Regions from separate parts of the Homo sapiens genome. Here region 2 is linked to region 1. Evidence: chromatin contacts called from ENCODE Hi-C data. All regions are on one chromosome and are shown on one strand. Each heading gives the region's core, a stretch centred on a gene start or an enhancer-like site at or near the end of the contact. The rest is flanking DNA. Distances are from core to core; before and after follow the strand shown.

Evidence for each region. A loop is a pair of places that touch in the nucleus more often than their neighbours do. Pooled maps may share reads with other maps.
Region 2: a loop to region 1 is called in a pooled map, with 25 times the contacts of the local background. The contact joins the promoter of TBRG4 here to the promoter of MRPL32 in region 1. A Hi-C loop is called at or near these places in 11 of 50 pooled maps.

The regions. Positions count from the first base shown.
Region 1 is chr7:42,930,692-42,936,097 of GRCh38, reverse strand. It overlaps MRPL32 (mitochondrial ribosomal protein L32), which reads right to left and starts at 3,722. Exons shown (of 3, transcript NM_031903.3): 1 at 3,582-3,722; 2 at 962-1,143. The coding sequence starts at 3,711. It overlaps PSMA2 (proteasome 20S subunit alpha 2), which reads left to right and starts at 3,924. Exons shown (of 8, transcript NM_002787.5): 1 at 3,924-3,980. The coding sequence starts at 3,940. RefSeq lists an enhancer at 3,544-3,773.
Region 2 is chr7:45,109,533-45,114,938 of GRCh38, reverse strand. It overlaps TBRG4 (transforming growth factor beta regulator 4), which reads left to right and starts at 3,242. Exons shown (of 11, transcript NM_004749.4): 1 at 3,242-3,296. RefSeq lists enhancers at 2,715-3,470, 2,834-3,543.

The DNA.
Region 1 (5,406 bases), core at 2,473-4,972:
TAATACTTTCTGGCTTAAGTTCTAAGGTTTTGCTTAACAGAATGTGGATGCTTATGAAAGTCAGCTTTCTGTTCTCGAGTTTCATCTGTATGGTGCTGCTGTTGTGGAACGCCATGAAGTAAACAGTAACTGAAATCCTAACTGTTAAAACCATACATGAACAGATCAGAGGTAATACACACTGTAATTTTTCTTTACTAGATCAATGAAGACAGTACATCCATGTTGTCAGCGAGGAGAATCTGAAATTGTCTGAGGATAGGAGAACACAAAGAAAATCTTTAAAAGAACATGAGGTCAAAAATCAGAGCTCGAAAATCTACTGCTTCATAGCTGTGTGACCACAGGCAAATTCTTTTTGCCTCAGTTTTTTCATCCTAATAATGAAGAATATCTTATTTGCTTTGGAGGGCTATAAGACATGATGAGATATAATAAACATAAGGCACTGAGATACATCATAGACACTTAATTGTTGTTAGCTATTATATTACTTATCTTAGGGTTTTCCTTCATGGTATTTTGTTGGAAATGATAAAAAAATAAAACAAATATGTAAGGGCTTGTAAAACCCAAGATTCAGTATACCTACTGCTTCTAGCTTTAATTCTAGGCTCTGCCATAGTTAGGATGTTTACTCATCTGTAGTTCAAAACTCACACAGCTCAAGACTGACACAGCTCACAATTCAGAAGTCATGTAGGCACCTCACAGCCTCGTTCCTTGCCCAGTCTCCAAACTCACTCCTTCCTTGACTGTGTTTCTAATACTCAGGCTAGAGGACAGCAGGCTCTAGCCTTCTCATTATGTATATAATGAGAATACTGTATTTCATTTAGGCCAGAGGAAAGTAGACACATATAATCTGATAATAATTTATTCCTAGGCTATAGGAATCTACCATGAGCTTATTCAATGGAGGACTTGAGGAAAAGCACACCCACAAAAATCAATGCATTACCTTAACTTTAATAAGCTTCTGCGGATTTCTTCTCCTACACCGGTTAACTTCAATGGTGCGTCTATTTTTGGGAGCTGCCATCCAAAAGATACTGTCCAAAAGGCTGGAATTCTCTTTACTTCCACTGGTATCATTTGCTGGCTCTGTAAACATGGCTGGGCCCTGTACTGCTAATGCTGGTCCTAGGAAATAAAACATAAGAGATACAGAATTAGTTTCTAGCTTCTAAATTACTATTTACAGATATCATTTTCCTTAACAATCAATGGTCAAACATACACACACACAAAAACTATATATAAAATTTAGAATGTGAAACTCAATAATGAGAAACCTTAGCTATTAAAATACACTAAAGCTTATACAATTTTAAGGAACACAGAATTTTTTCTTAGCGGATCCTGCTGAAAAGAAGATCAGTGAAATTCCATCAAGTTTCTTATCTCATAAAATACAGGACTCTGATAGGCACCTAACTTGAACAAAACAAGCAAAGAATCACTCAACTGTCCACATTCTATTAATACTTGGCGGGTAGTAAGTACCTGATTAATTTACAAGTAAATCTAGACAGATTTCCTGAATACACTTCTGACCGGCACTGATGTAACTGCCAATTGCCTTTTCTTATATTCAAACTGAGTCAGGTCCTTTATGATACAACCTCTTAAGTCACTTAGTTCCTCATAACATTTAATCTTGATTCCTGTCTGCTCTCTAAAGAAAAGAGCCAGCTCACCATTTCTCTGTATGGCCTTATTTATGTGACTATCAAAGTTTCTCTTTTTCTGAATTGCTTATAAAATCAACATTCCTTTACCCTTTCCTTGCTATTTCTTAGACGTGCCATACTTTTTTTTTTTTTTTTTGAGACTGAGTCTCACTCTGTCACTCAGGCTAGAGTGCAGTGGCGTGACCTCGGCTCACTGCAACCTCCGCCTCCCTGGTTCAAGTGATTCTCCTGCCTCAGCCTCCCAAGTAGCTGGGATTACAGGTGTGCACCACCACGCCTGGTTAATTTTGTATTTTTAGTAGAGACAGGGTTTCACAATGTTGGCCAGGCTGGTCTTGAACTCCTGACCTTAGGTGATGGACCCACCTTGGCCTCCCAAAGTGCTGAGATTACAGGTGTGAGCCACCGCGCCCAGCCCACATACTTCTTTTGATCTTAAGAACTCTTAAAAATACACAAAGTTCTCTAACACTTAACAACTGGCATTTATTTTCAGTATGTCCACAAGTATTGCCAAGCATGCCCCGGTGATTAACAACACAGGCTCAGGACTGTCTGTGAACTTGGGACCATTGTGAGCCTACTGTTTCAGTTGGAAAGTGTATACACCTAATGGGACTGTTGTCAAGATTATCCCAGGAAGTACATGTAGAAAGCTTGGCACATTGCTTGGCATATAGTGGCATATATTTTCTTGGTATATTTCTGGATATTATCACTTTCAGGCTGCTTAGAAATTGAGTAGAATGTAAATGCCAAAGCCATGACAGTTTCAACATCCAAGATACTTCCAATTAAAATTAATTCCAAGTGAAACATGGGAAACAGAATTCAGCTCCTCAGAGCTCAAACACCACAGAAAACATGTACTGCGCGGGAGGGAGGGAGGAAGGGAGGAAAGAAGGGAGGGAAGGGAAGGGAAGAGGAGAGGGGGGAGAGGGGAAGCGGGAGGGGAGGTGAGGGCAGGGCTGGAAAGGAAAGACAGATCCAGAGAGTGGTGAGCCTTGATGCCAAGTGAGACCTGCAGAACTGTCCTCTCAGGACAACTCTGTACAAATCCCTGAACTCCACAGACTTGACCAAACTCTAGCATAGTTTCTAGCAGCATAAGGCTGTATCCTAGGATGACCTCGGCCCCCCCTTTAAAGTGCCTGCCTGAGAAAGCTCAACGCTGCCTGGAAAATTTCCTATTTATTTTGGCCAACATACCCCGATAGTAGGTCCCGAACTCCCTTAGAGCATTTCCTGGAAAGGGCATATAATTGTAAATACGTATCCCTTGCAACTAACTCGGAAGCTTTTCTTTCAAGGCCCTGAGAGCCATTCCTTCGAAATCTAATCATTAGGAAGGATAGGGCCTTTGTCTCCCAGTCTCTGCGGGAGGATAGAATTCTCCCTAAGACAACTGCGAGCTAGCAGACACAGCCGGCTAATCACATTTGCACTGACTTCACTATACTACACTTCTCTGACTCTACAGAGCCCCTACACTCCCGCCTCGCTCATTCTCCCTTTAAAACGCCCAAAGTCACCTCTGCACAAACCGGGATGGAGCTCAGCTCTTTACCTGCAGTAGTTACTGAATAAAATCTGTTTTCAGCGCTTTACTTACTGGCTGGCTATGATTTATCTTTGACACAAGCTTGGGTTACATTCTGTGTACGAATGGAACAAGCAGAGGAATTTTTTTTTTTTTTTTTTTGCGGTGGAGGGAGCGCAAAAACAGTCGTTCTGTTCTCGCTAATATGGGAATGTCACGAACTACGTCCCCGACATGAGGCCGCGGATCAGAACCGGGGCTGAGGGCGAACTGTGTAAGCTGCGTCTGCTACGCTGCCCGAGGTCCCGTCATCAGCCCCCTCTCCCACGGAGCCCTTCTTTACCTACCCCACGGAGGACTGGGAAAGCCCGGCCGGCTCTGCGGAAGCTTCCGTAGCAGTCGCTCCCAGTAGTTTCGAAGCACTCCCCGGGCCGCAGACCACGGCGAAACCACCAAGACCAGCATGGCCAGCGCCATTTTCCCTGCTGGAAGACCGCCCCGGTCCCGCCCCTGCTTTCAGCATGCGCACAGGCACAGAATCGGGCAAGCCTCGCTTCTTAGAACTACAACACCCCGCATGCTCTTGGAGCAGCTCTGACTCTCCTCCAATCATAGAGAGTAAAGGAAAGGTGAGGGGCGGGGAAATGAAAGGAAATCGGCCACAGTGCGCATGTGTGCGGCTGTGCTTTGGCTCTTCGGGTAAAGATGGCGGAGCGCGGGTACAGCTTTTCGCTGACTACATTCAGGTATGGAAGGGGCCCTCGAGGTCTTCAGCGTAGTCGAGGTTGCTGGTACTCTGTCGATTTAGTTTTTCCCATCCTGACGTCGGCATTGGTGCTTCTGGAGGGTCCAGTAGGGAATGGAGTTGGAAATGCGGCTTTGCAAAGTCATTTGCCAGGCCGACCCGGGATTCCTGGAGCTTCCTTGGTCGGAGGCTGCTGGAGGGTCGGGGGGATGCGGTTTTGCGGGGTTAACATGGGGCTGCGGGACGGTGAGGCACATAGCCAAGGATTCGCTTTCACTTTGGAGACCAGAAAAGAAGGCAGTTTTAGCTTAACCATCTCTGGGTGGCCCGTTCCGAACTCAGGATTTTTTTCCTGGCTCAAGTAGACCTGATGCGGTGGTTTCTGAAACTTGGAATCTTGGTCAAATATGTGGGGTTCCCTTTTCTTGGAAAACTCTCAGCTTTACAGTTAAGTCGGAGTCTTGGTCTCCATTTGGCACTAGTGTCTTTCAAAACCTCCCGCTTTCGGTTTCTTCGATGCACGAATTAGAAACATAAGGACTAAAAACCGAAAGCCCCTATCACTTTTTTGTGAACCCCTAACAACGAGGCAAGTTTGAGTTTTGGTCTTTTTTTGGTGGACTGGGGGGAACGTCGGGGAGGGGGATGTTTACTTTAAACAAGATTGTAGGTTTTTCTATTGTAGAAAAGGGGATTAGAATAATAAGTTTACTTTCCAAAATACAGTTGGGGCGAACCATGGCTCTCAACGTGAGAAAACCATCGCCGAAGACTTTTAAAAATTGACTGGGGAAGTTTTCTGACTTACCCATTTTCTTAAGGATCAGTAATGCCCAGTTTACTTAAAATGTACTCCTGACAACTGAAGGCAGGCGGGATCTAACTTGTTGAGTACTTTGTTAGGTGCAACTTAACCTTAACCTGCTCCATCTCTTTCCACTGCTATAATGAATGTTATCTCAGCTTCTTACAGATGAACTAACCGCAGCTTGTACAAATTAAACAACTTGTCTAAGGTCATCGGTGAGTAGCTGAGTTGACATTCAAACTGGGTTTTTTTTCTGATAACAAAAATACACTTTCCATTACATAACGTTGTCTTAAATTCCAAAAGTACTTTTCTCTTGGCAGTTTTCAGTAAGCAGTGGGTGTATGTAATAGTTTTTTTGTAACCTTTGAACGAGATTAATTTAATTATGCAATAAAAGGTCTCATTATATTACATATGACAGAATAGTGTGTGCAGGATGTATTCACTGTTCCTATTTATGAAGAAAACAAATGTGGTCCTTTTTTTAGGGACAGGGACTTGGCAGCCTCCAGCTCTTGGGCTCAAGGGATCCTCCTGCCTCAGTCTCTGGAGTAGCTGGGACTAGAGGTGTGCACCACCCTGCCTGCTAATTTTTTTTTTTAAGGCATGAGGTCTT
Region 2 (5,406 bases), core at 1,993-4,492, 2.2 Mb before region 1:
CCTGACAAACAACTTTTTATCTGCCCCATGCCTAGTCCCCTTTTTTACCTTTAAAAACCTGCTTGTAACAAAGGCTTAATGAAGCTCATATCCCAGGTTACTTGCATGTGAGTCTTCTGGGCAGCTGTCTTCATTTTGGTTCAAATGTAAACTCTCCACTTTTATTAATTTTGCCTCCGTTTCTTCTTTTAGATAAACTGTAATCAAATCAATCTCCAGCCTCTCTCCTCTCTCTGGAGGTTGAGAGGTGGGGCTAAAAGTTTCAGCCCTCTAATCACATGGTTGGTTTCTCTGATAACCAGCTCCCATCTTCCAAAAGCCACTTCATTAGTGGCATAAACTCAGGTATGGTTAAAAGGGGCTTATGATGAATAACAAAAGATGTCACTATCATTCAAGAAGTTACAAGTGTTTTACAAATGCCCATCAATGATAGCCTGGATAAAGAAAATGTGGTACATATACACCATGGACTACTATGCAACCATAAAAAGGAATGAGATCATGTCCTTTGCAGGGACACAGATGGCGCTGAAAGCCATTATCCTTGGCAAACTAACACAGGAACAGAAAACCAAACACTGCATGTTCTCACTTATAGGTGGGAGCTGAACAATGAGAACACATGGACACAGGGAGGGGTACAACACACACTGGGGTCTGTCCATGGGACAGGGGGAAGGGAGAGCACCAGGATAAGTAGCCAATGCATGCAGGGCTTAATACCTAGGTGATGAGTTGATAGGTGCAGCAAACCACCACGGCACACGTTTACCTATATAACAAACCTGCACGTCCTGCACATGTATCCTGGAACTTTAAATTAAATTAAAATACACATACACAAATGAAAAACATCAGGATAGCAATTAGCTGGGGTGGAGGGATAAGAAAGAAGAGGAAACTCTCAGAAAATTGCAACAATATTGGTAATATTCTATTTCTTAAGTGGAGTAATGGGTTCACGGGTTTCTTTTCATAATTCTGCTTTGTAACTTGAGCATATTTAAATTTATATATACACTATATATATTATGTATATGTAGCAAACATTTTATAAATACAAATGATATTATCTTTATAAAATGCCTTAATGAAAACCTAAAGAAAAAAGTTACAAGGGTTTTAGAAGCTCTATGCAGAGACCACATATATATTTCTTAAGTCACAGGTGGCTTTTAGTATACTCAGTGTTGTGCAACCATCCCTATTATCCAATTCCAGGACACTTTTACCATCTCAAAAAGAAACCTCAAACCCATCAGAAGTCACTCCCTATTCTCCCCACCTCAACATCACATAGGTGACTCTATCAATTCACCTACTCTGGACATTGCAAATATAAATGGAACTATACAATATGTGGCCTCATGTGTCTAACTTCTTTCCCTTAGCATGTTTTCAAGGTTCTTTCCTCAACAAAACTCCATTAGTTTGTCTAAAGCTTTTCTTTTAACAGATCTATAAATCTGTTGTAATATTGTCTTTTGACAGACAACTTGTGAAGGATTTGGAGTAGAATTTGTGATAAATACATGGAATCTTAATTAACTGTTAACAGAAAAATCAAACTCTGTAAATTACTTAAAGAGGTTTATTCAGGGCCAATGAGTGACCACAGCCCCAGGAAAATACAAACCCAAAAAGCCTTAAGTGTTCCCGAGGCAGTCAGATTATAGTTTGGTTTTATACATTTCAGGGAGCCAGGGGTTACAGGCAAAGACATAAATCAATGTGTGGAAGGTATACACTGGTTTGGCTCCAAAAGACAGGATGTCTTGATGTGGGGGGTTTACAAGTTATATGTGGACTCAAATACATAGATATATACACGATATATGATTGATTGATAGATAGATAGATAGATCTCTTGGTAGGGGTAGATAGGGTCTCCCTATGTTGCCCAGGCTAGTCTTGAACTCTTGGCCTCAAGTGATCCTCCCACCTCAGCCAGCTTGACCAAGAGATTTTTTAATTTGCAACTGGTTAAAAGAGTGAGGCTCTGTGTAAAATTTGGAGTCAGCAGAAAAGAATGTTTAAGATAGTATGCCAGAATCAGCCACAATACACTGGGTCAAAAAAGACCTCTTCAGCAAGATTGATGGTCTGCAAGCTTGACTTAACCCTTGCCTTGCACGGCCTTAGGTCTTGTTTATAATTTGGTATCTTACTACCACAAAGTCTGTTAGTCTTATGATCTCTACTTTAACAAGGGGTGTTCAACCTCCCTTTCCAGAATGGCTGGGAACTCAGTTTTTAAGGTTTCTCTGGGGTCTCCTTGGCTAAGAGGAGGTCCGTTCAGTGCTTGGGGGGCTTACAATTTTATTTTTAGTTTACAAACACAAACAAACGTAATTATTTATTTTTATGTTTTTTGTTTTGTTTTTTGCGACAGAGTCTTGCTCTGTCAACCAGGCTGAGTGCAGTGGCAAGATCGCTGCTCACTGCAACCTCCACCTCCCGGATTCAAGCGATTCTCATGCCTCAGCCTCCCTAGTAGCTGGGACTACAGGTGCGCCCTACCACGCCCGGCTAATTTTTTTGTATTTTTAGTAGAGACGGGGTTTCGCCATGTTGGCCAAGCTGGTCTCGAACTCCTGAACTCAAGTGATCCGCCCACCGAGGCCTGGGATTACAGGCGTGAGCCACCGTGCGTAGCCAAGTAATTATTAACTCCACAGAAAATAAAAGGCTGTGCAGGAAGTAAAAATTAATCAAGTCCATATATAGACCTCAGATACATTTCGTTTGGGCTATCCTGCACTTTACTTTGTAATTAAACACCACTATTTAAAAATCAGGAAAATTGCACATAAAAATCCAGCTGCAAGTGGGCGCTCTGGAGTTCCCCAGTCTCCACTCACTCGTCCTCCCAGCCCCCACAGGCCTCAACGTCGCCTATCCCACTCCACCAGCCCAGTCTTCCACCGCCCTAGGAACTCTCCTACGCCTACGCAAGCAGGGAGGGATAGGGTGACAGCACCGACAACAAAGGGTCGTCTCCCGCACTCCGTATGAGGATGGCGTACTGGTCGGGGGGCAACCGAAGCCTTTCTTCCTAGGTTCTTTATCTTTTCTAAGTTTCCCATGACCTATCGCTCCGCTTGAGCCCTCAGCAAAGATGTCACCCGCCGAAAGGTGTGGCCGGAAGCTGGAGGCGTGGCTTCCGGACGTGCGGGGCGAGGCTCGTCTCGTTTCCGCCGGCGCTCCGAGTGACGTAGGGAAGCGCGCCGCGCACCTCATGGTTCCGGGGACAGTTAGGGCGGCGGATGGAGGTCAGCGGTGGTGCTCGCTGCGTAGGTCTTGTGGCACGGGGAGAAGGGGCGGCTGATCGTGGGTTTCGAGTGCACAACACAGGCGTGGCTGGGAAGGTCCTGGGATGCGGTGGAACTGGGGAGCAGGCTGGGACGCGGTGGGATGCCGTGGGCCTGGCCGTCTGCTCGTTCCGTGCTGGCTTGCCAGTGCGCACGCTTCCTCTCTAGCCCGCGCGGCCAGGCCTGGAAGACGCCGCCCCTGTTGACCGTCCATGACCCCAGCGAGCCAGTTTTCGTGACTTAGTGCAAGTTGTTTTCTCTCTGCATTTTAGAACTAAAGTTTTGGATTGCTGTTTGCCTAAACTCAAGTCTGGCTCCTGGGCTTCCGTTTACTCGGCTAAACTGCTCTTAGGGCTCTTAAAAAATTGGAAAGGCGGCCGGGCGCGGTGGCTCACTCCGGTAATCCCAGCACTTTGGGAGGCCGAGACGGGTGGATCACTTGAGGTCATGGTGAAACCCTGTCTCTACTAAAAATACAAAAATTAGCCAGGTGTGGTGGCGCGGGCCTGTAGTCCCAGCTATTTGGGAGGCTGAGGCAGGAGAATCGCTTGAATCCGGGAGGCTGAGGTTGCAGTGACTCGAGATCGCAGCATTGCACTCCAGTCTGGGCGACAGAGCGAGACTCCGTCTCAAAAAAATAAGTCGGAAAGATTTCTACACTGTGCTTAGGCTCAGGAAGTGGTAGATGTTGCGTTTGGGCAAATACTCCGACTCTCTGATCTCTCTCTCTTTTTTTTTTTCTTTAAGTGGAGTTAGACTAAGCTTTTTACAGCTGCTTTAATCCCCTCATATAAAAAGAAAATGTGCTGGCCATATACCAAGTTCCAGGAAGTGGAGAAAGATCAAACGTACATTCTGCTTTGGCAGAAATGAGGCCTAGGTGAACGTTTTATCTTGCCCTTGTCGCATGTCTTCCCTGGATCATGTAATCACCGTAGGGAGCTAGACTAGCTGATAGAATTTTTTTTCTTTTTTTTTTTTTTTGTGACAGAGTCTCGCTCTGCCACCCAGGCTGGAGTGCAGTGGCGCGATCTCGGCTCACTTCAAGCTCTGCCTCACCCTCCCTAGTAGCTGGGACTACAGGTGCCCGCCACCACGCCCGGCTAATTTTTTTGTATTTTTAGTAGAGACGGTGTTTCACCGTGTTAGCCAGGATGGTCTCGATCTCCTGACCTCGTGATCTGCCCGCCTCAGCCTCCCAAAGTACTGGGATTACAGGCGTGAGCCACTGCGCCTGGCCGATAGAATTGTTAAAAGCAACATCAAGGCTATATGTAACACATTGCTGGAGATGGCAACATTGAGTTTGGCCTTGGAAGGATGAGATGTATTTTAAAGGGTCTTATAGGGGGAGGAGGAGACCCAGATAACAAGCCCTGTAAGGTGAAGTGGAAGTGCAAGGCCTGTTTAAAATGGGGCCTTGTGTTGCTGGGAGGCAGAAAAAGCTAAGACTGAGAAAATCATTCTGGGCCATGTTATGAAGTGCTTCTTATTATTGGTTCAGAATTTTTGCTGTTAGAAATTTGGTGGGGGGGTTTTAGTAGGCTAGTGATGTAATCTACCTTGGTTTCGAGAGGCTCACACCTATGTCTACAGTGTTAAAATATATCCACAGAGGCTTTGGGAATGTGAATTTTTTTTTTTTTTTTTTTTTGAGATGGAGTCTCTCACCCAGGCTGGAGTCCAGTGGTGCAATCTCAGCTCACTGCAATCTCCGCCTCTCAGGTTCAAGCAATTCTTGTGCCTTAGCCTCCCAAGTAGCTGGGATTACAGGCGTGCACCATGATGCCCAGCTAATTTTTATATTTTTAGTAAAGATGGGGTTTCACCATGTTGGCCAGGCTGGTCTCAAACTCCTGACCTCAAGTGATCCACCCGCCTAGGCCTCCCAAAGTGCTGGGATTACAGGCGTGAGCCACCACGCCTGGCCAAGCCCGTAATTTTTAATCCTGGTTACCCTTGAAATAAAAAAATAAAAAAAAATTAATGCTGTCTAGGTCGTGTCTGCAGAGATGCCATCATTTAGGAGGCCTTGGGCAGGACCTGGGAATCTGAATTATTGAACCACATCCTAGGTGATTTCAAATTACAA